2 separate regions of the Homo sapiens genome follow, and region 1 is linked to region 2. The links are chromatin loops, found by intact Hi-C in ENCODE. Cell type or tissue: PC-9. All regions are shown on one strand. Links, peaks and the distances in the headings refer to the core of each region. The heading gives the core; the rest is flanking DNA.

Region 1 (8,325 bases), core at 22-8,021, 140 kb before region 2:
GGTGTGCAGCACCTCAGGGGCAGCCCCGGGGCCAAAGACCCAGGCCCAGATCCCCCTAGTGATTTCCTGAAATCAATAGACTGGGGGCTTTTTGGGGAGGGGGGCAGGCGGGTAATGGAGCCCTCCCTGCCCTAAGGACTTCCACCATCCCTTCCCCAGCTGTAGCCAGTGCAGCCACCAATGGCTCTCCTCGCAGGCTGTTTTGAAGTTCACCCCAAGACTGATACACAGTCTTTCTCATTCTTCCCTCCTTGGACCTCACTCACTCCGCTCCATTCCCTCCCCTCAACATGCTTACAAACGAGAAAGAAATGAAAGCTGTGGAAAGTCAGTGGAAACCCTCCAGTGCACAAGGGTGGAACATTAGGAAATTCCCACTAGAAATCCTCCCTGAGACCTACCCACGATCACTGCTGCTCTTGGGCCAGCCTCATTTCCCTTGGGTTTTTTCTCCTAGTGGAGACAGCCTGCAAATGGGGAGGGGAACTGGAAGATCCCAACACAGAAGCCTGGGAAAGGAAGCCCAGAGTTATAAAGAGTTAGGCTCGTATCCCTCTGGGATCCTATTCTTCATGAGAGACATGGAATCAGATCAGGTGAAGCACTAAGCACCCACATTTATTTCCCCACTCCCTCTAGTTATATTTTCCCCCAGCCTCTTACTTCCCATGGACTATCCTAACACCAGCCCCGCCCCCACCTGCCATATGCCCCAAAGCCCACATTCCAAGCGAAGCCCACCTGATTTTTCTTCACATGCTTGCCTCTGAGGAGCTCTCTGAGCTGCAATCTGCTCTGAGAGAGGTCCAGAGCCCTTCCCCAAAGCACCCAGGGTCCTCTAGGAGATATGGACCATACAGGGAAAGGTTTAGAATAGGATTTGGGACTCTTCCACCTTCCCTTCTCTTTCCTGGGAATGATCCTCTCCTCCCACTCCACGGAAACGTGGGCTGGCTAGTGGGTGGGGGATGGAGGAGTGTGCCATAGGAACCACAGATGGCCTGGATGGTTGACCAGGTCCTGGGGAGAAACTGCCTGGGTATGTGACTCTAAACCTAGCACTCCAGCATCTTATGTTCTGGGGTGAGGTCCTCTGCAGTCAGCACTCTGGAGAGGGTGTGTGTGTGTGTGTTTGTGTGTCTTGGGGTAGAGAAGGTAGGAAGAGAAATCAAAATGAAATGGCTTTGAGCTTAGGGGCACCCCCTGCATTTATTGTCCATGGAGTCAGGGGACACAGGGTCCAAGAGCCCCATGGCAATGGAAGATTAGGGTTTCCCCTGCCCCCAACAATGGGCTTCCTTTTCCTTCCCTGAAGCTCAGATGTCCTCAGGAAGAGTAAGCATTGACTGGCTCAGAGACCCCAGGTCATGCAGAAAACGACCCTGCTCCCATTATCCTAGCTTTAGTCCCAGGTGGGCTTCCAGATGTTCTCTCAGGGTCTTAGGTAATCTGACCCCCAGTCGGCTTGCCTAGACAGATCTCTCTGCCCAGGGATGGGGAAGGAACCCCGATGTCGGATCACCCCCAGAACTCTCTCACTCTCCATTGCCCCAGGGATCTAGGTAAACCTTATTTTGAATGTGTCCCACATCCTGTCTTCCTGAGTGGGGGACTGCACTTTTCTCAGGGGAAGGAAAAGTGTGAAATTGTTACCTCTATCTCAAGATCAAGGACTTGATTTCTCCATCTTCCCTCCAAGAATTTCAGTTCCTCCAACCTACTCCTCATTTCTTGTGCATGCTATGACCCCTTTGCAGAAGATTGCAATACCACTTTTCCTGGGCCCCTCTTCCTCCCTCTAGAGAGCTGGGGAGTAAGGGGGCTCATTTTTTGGAAGGAGAGACCTGGTGAAAACTCCCCCAAGAACCAGCTCCTCCCAAACCCCCACTTGCCTTGGAAATAGGGGCCCAAACCCCAAGTCCCCCGCAACTCAACTCACAGCACGTGGAGAGGAGAGTAGCCGGCAGCAGAGACCCCTGGGGGGTGGCGTCCATGCCCCTGACACCGCCCCCCCCACGGGCCCCCCGAAGGGTGGGAGCCGCAGACACCGCTGTTTCTCCTAAATGTAGCGGCAGCTCTGACTAGGACTTGCTATCTGTGTCATCCCTACTTCCCAGGCTCCCCTGCTCCTCTCTTGTTTCCACGGCAACCAGTCTGGCGACAGCTCCAGAGCATCCCCCTCCCCTCCCCAGTCCTGGGTACCACTAGGGGTTGATCCAAACCACACGCCATAGCTATTTTTAGCCAAAGTCCCTCCTCCTGGACAACTCAGAGCTTGGCTCCTCACCCCCTCATAGGAAAAAAAAAAAAAGAAGAAGAAAGAAAAACAAAGCTGGCACGCTGGCTCTTTCCTAAGAAGCTCCTTCCTGGGGGAAAATACAAGCCCTCATGTATTTGAGAATAAGGTGCTAGGTTCCCTGGGGTTTCAGAGGGCCATCTGGTAGCTGGCAGCTCACCACCTTCAACATGGGTCTCTGCGTGCAGGTGCTGCTCTCAGGTCAGGCTGACCATCATGGTCTAGTTTTGGAGAGGCCATGGATCCAGAAGGCGGTAGCTAGAAGGAAAATAGATCTACTAAAGGAAGGGAGGCAGGGTCAGGGGTTCTAATTATTGCCACTGATTTGCACTGTGTCCCATAGGAGTCACTTCACTTCCCTGAGCCACAGTTATTCCATCTGTACCAGGGTGTGGACAAGAGCAAATATCCCCTTTCTGCCTGCTTCACAGAGTCAGCAGATCAAACGAAGAAAAAACAAACAAACAAAAACCAAAAAAACCACAAAGGGCTTTGAAATGTGTTTTATTCATAGCAAAAACCCTAGAAACAACCCAAATGTCCACCAGAGAGAAAAGCCTAGGTTAGGGCTTACTAAGTATTCACTCGGCAAACTTCTGCGGAGCCCAAGTGCCAGGCAGTGTGTTAGATGGGGTGGTTACAGAATGGGTGAGTCCCTGCCCACAAGGAGCTCATTAACCCAGGAGGGATAAAGACACACAAACACACAGTGGCTGCTGCTACTAATTCACTGAGCATGGGATATGAACGAGACACATGCCTCATGTCATCCCCATGGCAACTCTATAAGACAGGTGTTATTTTTCCCAGTTATAGATGAGGAAACTGAAACAGAGACATGTTAAGTAATTTATCGAATGTCACAGAGTTGGGCAGAGACAGGAGCCAAACTCCCACATCTGTATCACCTCATGCTTTGTAAATTGTTTTAAAAGAAGACTTCTTAAAGGGTAGTTTTAGATTCAGAGCAAAACTGAGAGGAAAGTTATAGAGATTTTCCGTATGCCCCCTGTCCCCACACATCCACCAGAATGGCACATTTGTTACAAGTGATGAAGCTACATTGACATCATAATCGCCCAAAGTCCATAGCTGACATTAGGGTTCACTTTTGGTGTTGTACACTCTGTGGGTTTGGACAAATATATAATGATGTGTATCCACCATTATAGTCTCATTGCTGTAAAAGTCCTCTATGCTCTGCCTAGTCAATCCCCCTTCCCTAACCCCTGGCAACAACTGCTCTTTTTCCTGTTTCCATAATTTTCCTTTTCCAGAATGTCATGTCGTTGGAATTGTACAATATGTAGCCATTTCAAATTGGCTTCTTTCACTTAGTAATGTAAATTTAAGGTTCCTCCATGTCTTTTCATGGCTTTGTAGTTCATTTCTTTTTGGCACTGAATAATATTCCATTTCAGGATGGCCATGGTTTATTTATCTATTTACCTACTGAAGGACATCTCGGTTGCTTTCAAGATTTGGCCATGATGAATACAGCTGCTATAAACATCCATCGGCAGATTTTCATGTGGACGTAAGTTTTCATCTCCTTTGGGTAGATACCAAGGAGCATGATTCCTGGATCGTATGGTAAGAGTATGTTTAGTTTTTTAGGAAACTGCCACACTTTCTTCCAAAGTAGCTGTACCATTTTGCATTCCCATCAGCCACGAATTCCTGTTCCTGTTGCTCCACATTCCTGCCAGCATTTGGTGTTGTCAGCCTTAGCCTAGTGTGCCTCAGTAATGTAATATCTGTGGAATATTAATATCATGGGTTACTGTAAAGCCATAATAATTGCTGTGTTTAAATATGTGAATGTGTATATAACACACTGTTACATAAAAAAGCAGAACCTAAAAATATTCTTAGAAATTGATCATGACTATATTGAAATAGCTTCAGGAACACTGATAAAAATCAGAACAAAATTTGGAGAAACAGAAATATCTTATTGTTTATTTTTCCCCAGGGAAATAATGAAGAGAAGAAAGTGGTTTACAAACGCAAAGTGTTGTTGCTGTTGTTATCAGTATTATTATATCCCAGATATGGATCTATTCTTATCCAGATCCTTTAAATTTGGATCAAGAAAATATGAGCTAGAGGAGCAGGAAGACATAGAGATGGACACGGAGGGCTAGAAGCTCCTGGAATGACCTGGCAAGGTGGGAAATTCGGTACTGGATAATATAAGCTCAGGAGGCAATGACTTGGGTTCAAATCCCACCTCTGTCCACTACTAGCTGGGTGAACCTGAGCAATTATTTAACCCGTTAAACCTCAGATTCTTCATCTAAAAAAAAGAAAACCATATTATTCATCTCTTAGAGGGTTGTCATGAAGACTACATAAGGCAATGCCTGACACATTGTTAGTACTCAGTAAATGCTAGCTACTGTCTTCCTCTTCCTCCTCCTCATTGTCTTCTTCATGGTCATCATCATTGTCACTGTCATCACCATCATCTCAGGGATGTCCTGAAAGCCCCACCCTGCCTGTGCCACCTTCCTCTGTTCTGGCACCACCCTGTGAGGCCTGCAGGGGGCGCCCCCGGTATACTGCCCTCTCCTCAGCTCTCTTGCTGGTGATTCTTGTTGTTCCAAGTGGAAATATCGAGTTTTCAGCCCGAGATTGGCATCAAGAGTGCTGTTAAAGCCCCAGTCAACATCCCCGTCTCCTGGGCCTGGTCCTGTCACCCGAGCTTTGGGACTGCTAGCCTGCCCTTCTCTGTCCTGCCAAGCAGCTGCTCACATTGGTTCCACTGTGCCAGGAGCTCAGAGAGAAGAAACCAAACTCCTGGGCAAGAACACATTTGCATAGAGCTGGCCCTATTTGCTGGAGGGGGCATCACTGGCAGGGCCCTCCACAAGGCAATTTCAGCCAGCCCCTCGCCTCAGTCCAGGTGCCCCTGAACCTAGCCTGGCTGACAAGGAAGAAGACTACCACTCCCTCACCTGATTCACTCATCCTGCAGGTCCTAGACTTTACCTGTTATCTAACCTCAGTTCCTTATTTATCACTGAGCTGAACTGAGGCAGGAGAAAAAAAGTTTTCCCAGGCACCAGGACACAAAAGCATAGACAAGATTCTAGCTTTTGGCTTGGCACGGTGGCTCGAACCTATAATCCCAGCACTTTGGGAGGCTGAGGTACACGGATCGCTTGAACCCAGGAGATGGAGACCAGCCTGGGCAACATGGCGAAACCCTGTCTCTACAAAAAATACAAAATTAGATGGGTGTAGTGGTATGTGCATGTGGTCCCAGCCACCTTGGAGGTTGAGGTGGGAGGATCACCTGAGCCTGGGAGCTCAAGGCTGCAGTGAGCCGTGATTGCGCCACTGCACTCCAGCCTGGACAACAGAGTGAGACCTTGTCTCAAAAAAAAAAAAAAAAAAAAAAAAAAAAAAGGAACCGTGGTGCAAAATAGGAAAAGAGCTTAAAAAGAGCCTACTGTGGCCTGTCACTTGGAGAACAGGGAACAGGTGATACTTTTGGGAGAAAATAAAAGGTTCCCTTCCTCCAGCAGACACAGCTCTGAGCTGGGTGCAGGAATTGGCAAGCTGAATGCAGTTCAGTCCTCAACTTGCCCCATCAGCAGGTGCCTTTGTGGCAGCCCTGAGATCAGCCAAACTGGGGAGGCTTCCCTGGACAAGATCATGAGACATCTTGTGCAAAATCTGGCAAGTGGAAGAGGAAGCATGATGGGGAAGACAGCAGACAGTTGAGGATATGAGTTTAGTGGAGCAGGGAGGCCAATCTGGTTGATTGCAAAAATTTGTATAAATTCAAGGGGGATGGGGCTCTAGAAAACTCAGAGCAGAGGAAAGATATGGTTGAAGGAGTAGATGTGGCAAATGACTGAAGCTGAAGATTAGAGTGAAATGGGGAGAAGCAGAGCACAGCTCCAGGCCAGACGGAGGCAATTTCAGCCAGCCCCTTGCCTCAGGCTGGGTTCCTGAGGCTGAGGAGCTTGCTGCCTTTCTGGCTACTTTCAGCAGAGCAGGAGGATCAGAAGCCTTCACACAGAGTTCTATCTTGCTTTATAGGACTGGGTAGAGATAGGCTAAGATTTAAAAGTTATATGACGGTTAGAGGTGGTACAGGATTAGCCCTTACTTTACAGGTAGGAATAGGTCCCAAGAACATAGTCAGGACTAAGACTCAGGCCACCCGACTCGAGATTCCTCGTGTTTCTTTATTCCCAGTTGCCTCCCTCCTATCACAGTGCATTGGATGTTAATGGAATTTCTATCAATTGGACCCAACTGGAAAGGTACTAGAAGTCCCTAGTTAGAGAAATTTGTTTTTTTCTTTTTTCCTTTTTTTTTATTCCTTTTTGAGACAGAGTTCCGCTCTGTTGCCCAGGCTGGAGTGCAGTGGCGCGATCTCCGCTCACTGCAACCCCCACCGCCCGGATTCAAGTGATTCTCTTGCCTCGCCCTCCTGAGTAGCTGAGATTACAGGCACACACCACTATGCCTGGCTAATTTTTTTTTTTTTTTTGTATTTTCAGTAGAGATGGGGTTTCACCATGTTGGCCAGGCTGGTCTTGAACTCCTGACCTTAGGTGATCCACCCACCTTGGCTTCCCAAAGTGCTGGGATTACAGGCATGAGCCACCGTGCCTGGCCATGTTTTTCTTTTTTAAAGGAAAGAATTCTTTAGTAGGTAACTAACTATTCCCTAAATTATGTCTTATAAATGTGGGTTTGTGTATATTGCATTTATTTAAAGGGGGTGATCTACTTACATAATGATTCGTTAGTGACTAGGGGAATGTAGCTCAGTCCTTCTCTTGGATTTCTCCTCTGCGGCCTGAGTCATTCAGCTATGAGATGCTCCACTACTAATGGAATTTGTTCAGCACTGTGGGATGTGAGCACCAAAACGCCACTTGGAATCCTGAATCCTGTGGTGAGCCATGCCAGTGTCTCTGTTCTTTCTAGCCACTTCCCCTGACTTGTTAAATACTAACTATTCTGAGTCTCTATCATGCCTCCCAACCCAAAGCTTTCCTGATTCCCTCTGTCCACATCTGCTTTGCCCAGCGCAAGCCCCTCAGACTGCTGCCCACTTGTGGATTCTTTCTAAAACAGGTGACACACCCCAACTCTCCTCCTCCTCTGCTCTGAGGTAGCCTCTGCCCCATTATAAATGAAGTAAAAGTAGAGATGAGGCCAAAGCTGGAAGCAGTGAGTCTGAAAGGAGAAATGGAGGAGAATAAGGAAGACGCAAGTTGGGAAACTGAAAGAAGAGAGAGGGGTCCTCAAAAAGAGAAGTTTCCTCTGTCATGTTTCATGGTGGACATTGGATGTTGTAATTCTGGGGAATTTTTCATACCAACATGTACTCAGGGGTCATAGCCTCTGGTTGGCAAGATTGTGTTTAAAACGTGCAAATTCCCTCTGGCATTATTCTGAGACAAGCTTTGGGGTCAAATATATGTGGATTCAAATCTCAAAACACTTTCCAGCTATGTTACCATAGGCAAACCACTTAACTCCTCAGAACTTCAGTTTCCCCATCTTCTGATCTATCTGATGTAGTAAACACTCACAAATATTAGTGTCCTATGCCCCTTATTACTGATTCCCTACTGGGCTCCTAGAGACTGTCCTAGGACTTCTCTTTTGCAAACAAATTTAAAAATGAAAACCTGACATTTGATATGTACAAAAGAATATAGATGGTGGACATATGTCTATATGTTATAAAGCATAATTTAAGAACAAAAACTCAATTTAAATCACTCTTTTAAATTCAGAACATTACAGTGCTGTTGAAGCTACCTGTGTACTTTTCCACAAGCTCCCACCCCTGCTGTTCAAGGACTTATAAAGTCTTTCTAACTGCCCAGTCCCACCCGACTCTATCCTCACTCTGATTGTTAGTAGAGGACACTTCTGTAGATCACTTGTAGTTTTTTAGTCTGATTGACCAGAAGTAACATAGAATTAAGGAAGTCATGAGCACTTCCAGCCTCAGAGAGAAAGATGCCGAGTTCAGTCTGAGGGCCTGTCAC
Region 2 (8,325 bases), core at 195-8,194:
TTCCCATCTTTGAGGACTCTAGAAGCATCTAGTAGAGGAGACTGGATTTATCAACGATGCCATGGAGTGAAAGCAATATAAAACAAGCTAGGACTAAAGAGGAGGATTCAGTTAGCTGCTGTGTGTAAAGCGCCCCAGCCTGTGCCTGCACAGTGCCTGTGTGGTGTGAACCCATGACCAGGCCTCTGGAGGGAAGGAAGGTTAGGCTTAGTGGACACCAGCTTTCCTAAGGTGGGTCTTAGACCAACTCATTAAAATGGCAGGATGGGCTTTTGTGCTGTATTTCTTGGGATTTTCAAGATGCCCCACACAGCAGAAGGGATGTGCATTTTTTTCTCTGCCCTGAGTTGTTTGATAAAAATCAGTGACCTCGTTCTCCACTTAGAACTCCCCTGCTTGCTCTAGTCACCTCCCCTCACCACCTTTTATTCTTAATCCTCTGCCCAGTCACAGCTTCCCAGAAGCCTTCCTTACTCCTCTTGCTTCATAGTGCAATGTCTGGGCGCAGTTAGCACCATTTTTTGAACTTCTTTGTGGATGTGTGGACGTGAACTTGCCCATTTAGGTGACTGTGGGTTCCCTGCCTTCCGAGAGCTTAAGAGAGCAGAGACTGTGTCTCCTGTTTTCTTCACACGCCGCTGCATATGGGAAGATCTGAAGTCAACAGGCTTTAGCCCTGCAGGTGGAGGGAGGCCTCCAGGAGGTGGGCCCAGGACTCAGGAGGACTCAGGGCTGCCCTGCTGGCGATCTTCCTGTTCTGTAACACTACAGGTCTAGCAGTCCAGCTGTCACAGAAAAGCTAGGACATGCAGTATGCTTCTTTGGATATTCTGAGTAACATTTGGACTGTTACCCATTGGCTACCAGCATCTCCCAAGTGAGAATACATAGATTACCCCCAGTGCCCTGAACAGCACTCGGTCCTAACACCCGTGTCCATGGAAAGCACGCCGCGTCTGGAGAAAGAAGCCTGGCTTTGTCACTTACTAGCCATGTGATTTTGGAAAGAAACTTAACATTAATTCCTTCAGCTACAATGGAATTCTTGGGAGGATTAAATATGGTGACAACGCCTAATATTAGATGGCCTGTATTCCACACTCAATCTTCCTTCCCTCTTCTTCCTTCTTTGTAGAGCTATAATGAAAAGTATCATGTGGGACACAGAAGAGGTTGCAGTCTGGGGTCTGCAGGGCTTAGCGGCCAGGCAGATTAGCTTTCTTGAGGAATCCTGACAGTGGGTGGAAGGGTATGATGATGTTAAATATTTACCCGCTGGGCCTAGTCTTATCTCCGGGGTGGGGATTTCAACACCTAGCCCTTTAAGCAGGTCCACCCATCCTAGAGAATCCACACCCTGGAACTCATTCTAAGTAGAAAAAGACTCTTGGCTAAGATCACAAAGCCTGCCTCAACTTGATCCTTCTCTTCTTTCTGAAATAGATTTTCTTATTTCTGAAACAGATCACTCTAGAGGTAGAATGGAAGCAAACTGGAGGGGCTGAGCACTTTCACAGCTTCAGAATTTCTAGCATTAGGAAGAGCTGGAGTGGACACTATGCAAAGGGACTTGGAGCTGCATTTGCAAACAACATAAGATTAAGAAAATGCAGCCAGGCACAGTGACTCACAGCTTAATCCCAGCGCTTTGGGAGGCTGAGGCAGGAGGATCCCTTGAGGCCATGAGTTTGAAACCAGCCTGGGCAACATAGCAAGACCCCTCTCTTCAAAAATTAAACAATTAGCCAGGCATGGTGACACGTGCTTGTACTACTAGCTACTTGAGAGGCTGAGGCAAGAGGATCGATTGAGGCCAGGAGTTCGAGGCTGCAGTGAGCTACAATCAAACCACTGTACTCCACCTGGGCAACAGAGTGAGACCCTGTCTCTAAAAAAAAAGAAAGCTCCATTTGTTCATAGCAGAGGTCAAGGTGGGGATGAGCAATGTGATGTAGAGGGGAGGAGGCTGGAGGCAGGGAGACTGGCAAGTAGGCTGTTGGAGAAACCCAGGTGAGACATGCCACAGGTGTAAAGGTGAGGACAGCAGAGAAGGGGAAATGTTTAGGAGGTAGGATTTGAAAAACCTAATGAGCAAGTAGATATGGGAGGTAATCGAGGAATCTAGGAGATGCCAGGTTCCTGATAAGGTGACTTGGTGTGTGGTGGTGCAGGAAGAGAAAAGGAAGGTGACGTGTGATCAGTTTAGGGACAGGGTCAGGACTTGAGTGCAGCTTTCTGATTTCAAATCTAGAGCTCATTTATTTGTTCAACAACTTTTATTTGAGCATCCACTGATGCCAGGCACCATGCTACATGCCTTCCCTACATTATTTCTCTCCTCCACCCCACCCCAATTTTGTTTCTTTCTCTTCTTTTTACAGATGAGGAAACTGAAATTGAGAGAGGTTAAGTAACTTGCCCAAAAGAGTACACAGTCGAGCTGGACTCATGCCTAGGTCTATCTGGCTCCCAAGTGTGTGCTTGTATCACGAGGCTACACTGCCAGGGACCCATGAAGCTGTCTGGGGTGCATAGTTGCATCCAGGGAGGGTGCTGAGGGCTTGGGTAGGCACCCTCGGTCTGAGCCTGGCAGTGTGGTGTGGATGCTGACTAAGAGTGGGATTGAGGTGTCTGGTTGTGCTGTGGTTGTGTGGCTTTGTGGAAGTGTATGTGATCAGCCAGCTGGGACTGGAGTGCCCCGGGGCATGGAGAGGATAGGGCGAGGAGGCTGCTGACTTTGCTGCTTGCTGGGCTGGACTCTGGCCACCCTAAGGCGCTTAGGCTGCTGATAATAGCCCTGAGGGATTAGGGGCTTTGGCAGGCGGGGTCTGGGTTCCCCCTGCTAGGGCCTCAAACACTGCTGAGGTTTTCAGGGAAACAGTCCTCTATCAGGAGTACTCCCAGGAGCTCACACCTTCCCCTACATAAAGAGCCCAGAGGTGGACAGATCCTGTAAGAGTCCAGAGGAGACTACATGCTGGCTCTTCACTTCCTTCCCCAACAGTCCTAGACACCGAGTGCAGTTCAGGGGAAGGTTTTGTCCACCTGCTGTCCCCCTAGGTTTCTCTTTGTCTAGACAGGGTCCCAGCTGTCGAATGGCAAGAGTGGTCAGAGGGGCCGAATGGAGGGACCTGTCCTGAATGACCCCAACCTCATCTGCGTCTCTCTGGACCCCACACTCAGAGTAACTGGGAGAGACTGAGCCTGTTCTTACCTCTAAGAATTACCAGTGTGACCAGGGGACTGGGGCTTCCATGGGGTTCCTTCAGCACCCTTGATTCAGGGCTCCTCCCCCAGGACGAGTCCGGCTGCAGAAGGGGGCCTCTCTCCAGATTGAGGGTCTCCGGGTGGAAGACCAGGGCTGGTACGAGTGCCGCGTGTTCTTCCTGGACCAGCACATCCCTGAAGACGATTTTGCTAACGGCTCCTGGGTGCATCTGACAGTCAATTGTATGAAGCTGGGGGGCAGGTGGTGGAGAAGGACGGGGAGGAGGAGGATGGGGATCTCTGGCTGGTGGGAGAAAGGGGAAGAGGGAGTTCTATTTCCATCCCACAAACAGCTCTGATGCCCCACCCTTCCTGAGAGCCCTTGTTTGCTCACTTAGTAGTTGCATCTCACCCCTCCCCCACACTCCTGCCCTTTTCAGTTCTTCAAATATAAATTCAATCAGCCTTCTAGGCTCGGTGTCAGGAACTCCCTCTTTCTCTTCCCTCCTGCTTCCCTGGCCAGGGAAGTGGGTGGGAGAGAGGGGCTCTTGGGCCCTGAGTGAAACACAGCTCACATATATATAGCACCTTGTGTTTTCAAAATACCTTTTCACCCAAGCCCTTATTATTTATCTCTCACTCCTAAGTAGGAAGGAGGTCATAATCATTCCCATTGCATAGGTGAGGCTGAGTCATGCCACTGATTAGTGGCAGAGCAGAGTCTAGGACCCAGGCCTCCTCACTCCCAGAACAGTGCTCCTCCTGAGGGGGCTTGGCTCTCCCCCAGGCTCTGGACATCCAACCTGGGTTCAGCCCCAGGCCAGTGTGTGGGGGTGGGTTGACAGAATCCTCATTTGGCCTGGGTGCAGTAGACAGGGTGGCCCTGGGCTGAGGACTCCTATGAGGCAGGGCTGGTGGGTGGGCAGCAGGCTGGAGCCCTGAGTGGTCTCCCTGGCCCTTGGACACTGCTTTTTGGGCTGACAGCCCCACTGGGGCCCCTGATGCCTGTCTCCCTTGCAGCACCCCCTCAATTCCAGGAGACACCTCCTGCTGTGTTGGAAGTGCAGGAACTGGAGCCTGTGACCCTGCGTTGTGTGGCCCGTGGCAGCCCCCTGCCTCATGTGACGTGGAAGCTCCGAGGAAAGGACCTTGGCCAGGGCCAGGGCCAGGTGCAAGTGAGTCCTGGGGGTGGACAGAGTGAGCCATATAGAGTGTGAAGGGAAGGTGGGGGCCTGGCAGTGGGGCCAGAGGACAGAGGAGGCAAAGGCCAGGCTGGAGGATGGGCCAGAAGAAGGGCTTGGCATTGTTTGCCCCGAGCCTGGGGTGCTGCCTCCCTCTGCTGGCCAAACTCGGAAGTGCAGGATCTGAGGCTGGCAGGGGAAAGGACTCTTCCTCACCCACTCCTTCCCTAGGTGCAGAACGGGACGCTGCGGATCCGCCGGGTAGAGCGAGGCAGCTCTGGGGTCTACACCTGCCAAGCCTCCAGCACTGAGGGCAGCGCCACCCACGCCACCCAGCTGCTAGTGCTAGGTGCTCTCTGGCGGGAGGGCTGGGGTCCAGGGTTACCTATGCAAGGGGGCTGTGACCTGTGGCTGAATTGGTTCACAGCAAGATAGGAGGGAGATTTGTGCCTGAGGGCAGGGCCCGTGGAAGCTAAGGGGGTTCCCAATGCAGGCTGTTGCTCTGAAACCAGCACCTTAATTTTAAAAGGCTCAGTAAGCAGACAAAGCGATCTTAGTGCCCAGTAGTGTGTTATAGTGGAAAGGACATGGGTGCTTGTGTTAGGCTGTGAGCCAGTTAACTCCTTGAGTCCCAGTTTCTTCATCTTTATAAAGAGACTCATCTCTACCTCTCAGGTGTGTTACAAGAATTTACTTAGGTGCAGCTGAGCCCAGTCACTGGCACATGGTAATTCCTGGCCAAGATCCTTCCTTTAGAAGGGAAACTGAGAAGCAGAAGGCCTGGACTGTGCCTTCATAGAGCCTATTATCTTTGTGGGGAAGTGAGACTAATTGGGGAAACAGGGAAGTGTTGCTGTCCGTGGTACTGTAAGAAAGGCAGTGCCGGGTAATGGTTAAAGGTGTCGTCTGTGGCATCAGGAAGCCTAATATGAATGTTGCCTCTCCTGCTGTCCTTGGGCAATCACCTCACAATCTCTCTGCCTCTGAGCCTTCACTTCTTCATCTAGAAAATGGAGACAATTCCCACCACAAAGCTTTTGGTGAGGATTAAACGAGGTCGTGCAGGTAAAGTGCTTAGCACTCAGTGTCCCGCATGCAGTCAGTGCTCTGTTGTGTCAGCTCGCATCATGACCTCTTCTTACTGACTGCTCATGCGGTACCGGCCCAGAGAGGGGAAGGAGTAGTGGAACTGTAGTAGCCAGAGGTGCTTTTGCAGGAGGTATGTGGCGCGGCCAGGCCCTTGGGAGGGGCATTCCAGACCGGGGGTGCAGGGAGCAAAGGCATGGAGATGGGGGACAGCCAGCTGCCCATACTGACCTGAAAGAGTTCATGAGGGCTGACATATGGAAAGATGGCTGGCCACGTAGGGAGGGTTTGGATCGCAGGGGTCCACAGGGCTGGGTTTGAGCTTAGTGTAGTAGGAGCCAGGTGCTGTTGCAGGTTCCTGAGCAGAAGTGTTCTGTGGCTCAAGGGGCTGTTTCTGTATGAATGGCCATTAGAGTGGCAGCTGCAGGGGAGCCTGGAGTCAGGGGCTGCTGCAGCATCTTGAGGTGAGGTATTGGGCACCTGGGTTAGGGCCAGAGACAGAGAAGTAATTCAAGAGGTGACAAGCAGGGATACAAATGGTAAATGAGCAGAGTTAAACTGACTCCCCCAAACACACACACCATTCCTAGGCAGTGGAACTGCATGAATGGAGTTGCTCTTGATGGAACAGAGAGAATTTGGAAAGAAGAATGGGTCTCAGGGAGAGGATGAATTCTTGTTACATACAGGGGGAAGCTTCTGCTTCCACTCCCCAAAGCCCTGTAACAACGAGCCCTAAGATTCCAGAGAGCAGAGCTGGGAAGAGTTGTAGAGGTGACCTCAGGGTTCTGGGAAGACTGTGGGCTGAGGCCACCTTCCTCCCCTTGTGCATCCCACAGGACCCCCAGTCATCGTGGTGCCCCCCAAGAACAGCACAGTCAATGCCTCCCAGGATGTTTCATTGGCCTGCCATGCTGAGGCATACCCTGCTAACCTCACCTACAGCTGGTTCCAGGACAACATCAATGTCTTCCACATTAGGTGGGGTCACCCTCATTAGGAAGGTGGAGGTGGGGAATTCACAAACAGTCTCTGAAGAGCCGCTTGGCTGGGCAAGGCCTGGACCCCTCCTCACACATGCCACATTGCAGCCGCCTGCAGCCCCGGGTGCGGATCCTGGTGGACGGGAGCCTGCGGCTGCTGGCCACCCAGCCTGATGATGCCGGCTGCTACACCTGTGTGCCCAGCAATGGCCTCCTGCATCCACCCTCAGCCTCTGCCTACCTCACTGTGCTCTGTAAGCCTGACCCCAGCTTCTCCCTCAGCCTGCTCCCTTCCCCTGGGCCAGGCCAAGCCCCTCTCCCCCAACTTGCCACTACTTTCCCCCAGACCCAGCCCAGGTGACAGCTATGCCTCCTGAGACACCCCTGCCCATAGGCATGCCGGGGGTGATCCGCTGCCCGGTTCGTGCCAACCCCCCACTGCTCTTTGTCAGCTGGACCAAGGATGGAAAGGCCCTGCAGCTGGACAAGGTACAGGCTTGGGGCAGGGGAAGGAGGGTCTTAGCTTGGCGTTATTCTGCTCAGGACAGCAGGGTGGAGTTAGCTCGGTTTAATTCAGTTCAGTGACTGGGGACACACATCTTTTGTGAATTTAATTTGTGTTATAAGACATGTTGCATAGGAAACTACTTAAAACCCCTGAGGAAAAATTTCCATGGTTTAAAGTGGTGGTTTTGTGTCTTCTTTGGGGAAAGAAGAGAGATGATCTCTGGGGAAAATGATGGCAAAGAGTCAAGAAGGAGAACTGAAGTTTCTTTCGTGTGATGACTGGGAAATTGTGTGTCCCGGGGGAACACACACTTCTTACCAGGTGCTGTGTGGGGTAGTGGGTTGAGGGCAGGGGCAAGGAGGCATCCATCCTTAAAGTGGGCACCATCTGGGCAGAGGACAGCAACACTGTCTGGAAGGCCAGGGATGGAGCTCGTGCCTTCCTCTTAGGGTGGTTGAGGATAGACCAGCAACAGATTCTGGGACTTTGGTGATGGGCCTCAAAGAGGACACAGTCATTCCCTTGCAGAAACCAGGGTCAAGAGGCAGGAAGTAGTATAGTACGTTTATGGAATCATGGATCGTCCAATTGGGTGGGAGCCGGAGTGCCTGCAGGGACATGAATGGTGCAGAGAAAGCTGGAAAGACAGGTTAGCATCAAAAGGAAGAACTGGATGCCAAGTTACTATTGCCTCATTCCAAGGCAATTGGGATCTTTTGTCTGCAGAGACTATAAATTTTTGAGGCCTAGTATTGCATCTTTTCATCATAGTGTACCTGGGGCTTCTACAACAATAGTACTCAGTATATCTTTGTTGAATATTTAAGAAAAAAGTCTACAGGCAGTTGGAGCCACTGGAATTTGTTGAGCATTGGTGTGATAGGATCAGAGCTGTGATCAGGGGTTGAGCTTGCCCAGTGGAATGTAGCGGGAGATACTGGACATAGGAAGAGGGGTTCTGAAGCTGCTGAAATGGCCCAGGTGAGAGTTATGGAGTCTGATTTACAGAGGACATGAAGATGAATGGGCTCATGCTCTGACAAAAGGGACTTCCCAGGATGACTGGCTTAGTGAGTATTTCACCAGGGGGAGTGAGGGAACGTGAGGAGGCAGACTTCAGCAAGAAGGATGGCGGGCCCTTTAATAGAGAAATAGGAGCTGGTTTTGGGTGGAAGACTCTGAACTTAGTTGTGGAGTGCTGGGAAGAGAGCCAGGTGAAGTCCCAGCAGGCAGGAAGCCCCACGCGGCCCAACTACAGGGGTGGCCATTCACAGTGTATTTTCTGTGAGTGGCACCCCCTGGAGTTGTGCAGTCACAGCCTCACACTATTGGGAGGGGTCCCTCTGCAGGAAGGAAAGGA

The links. A loop is a pair of places that touch in the nucleus more often than their neighbours do. Peaks named below come from ENCODE experiments on the same cell type or tissue, not always from the same donor. Only the 100,000 strongest peaks of a DNase experiment are listed, where the experiment ranks them.
Region 1: it touches region 2 in a loop (9-fold over the local background); 29 of 110 quality-filtered maps call a loop at or near these places.

The regions. Positions count from the first base shown.
Region 1 is chr1:160,075,312-160,083,636 of GRCh38, reverse strand. KCNJ9 (potassium inwardly rectifying channel subfamily J member 9) reads right to left here and starts at 2,099. Exons shown (of 3, transcript NM_004983.3): 1 at 1,940-2,099. In PC-9, for the core only: CTCF peaks have their summits at 4,648 and 4,849 (motif pointing right); no DNase peak of the experiment used is centred there; H3K27me3 peaks cover 3,773 bases.
Region 2 is chr1:159,932,811-159,941,135 of GRCh38, reverse strand. IGSF9 (immunoglobulin superfamily member 9) reads left to right here. Exons shown (of 21, transcript NM_001135050.2): 4 at 3,298-3,450; 5 at 4,228-4,382; 6 at 4,620-4,737; 7 at 6,314-6,455; 8 at 6,566-6,711; 9 at 6,804-6,946. Among named protein-coding and RNA genes, the nearest start is that of IGSF9, 8.6 kb to the left of the region's middle. RefSeq lists an enhancer at 5,658-6,158. In PC-9, for the core only: CTCF peaks have their summits at 4,328 and 4,534 (motif pointing left); no DNase peak of the experiment used is centred there; H3K4me3 peaks cover 613 bases; H3K27ac peaks cover 1,230 bases.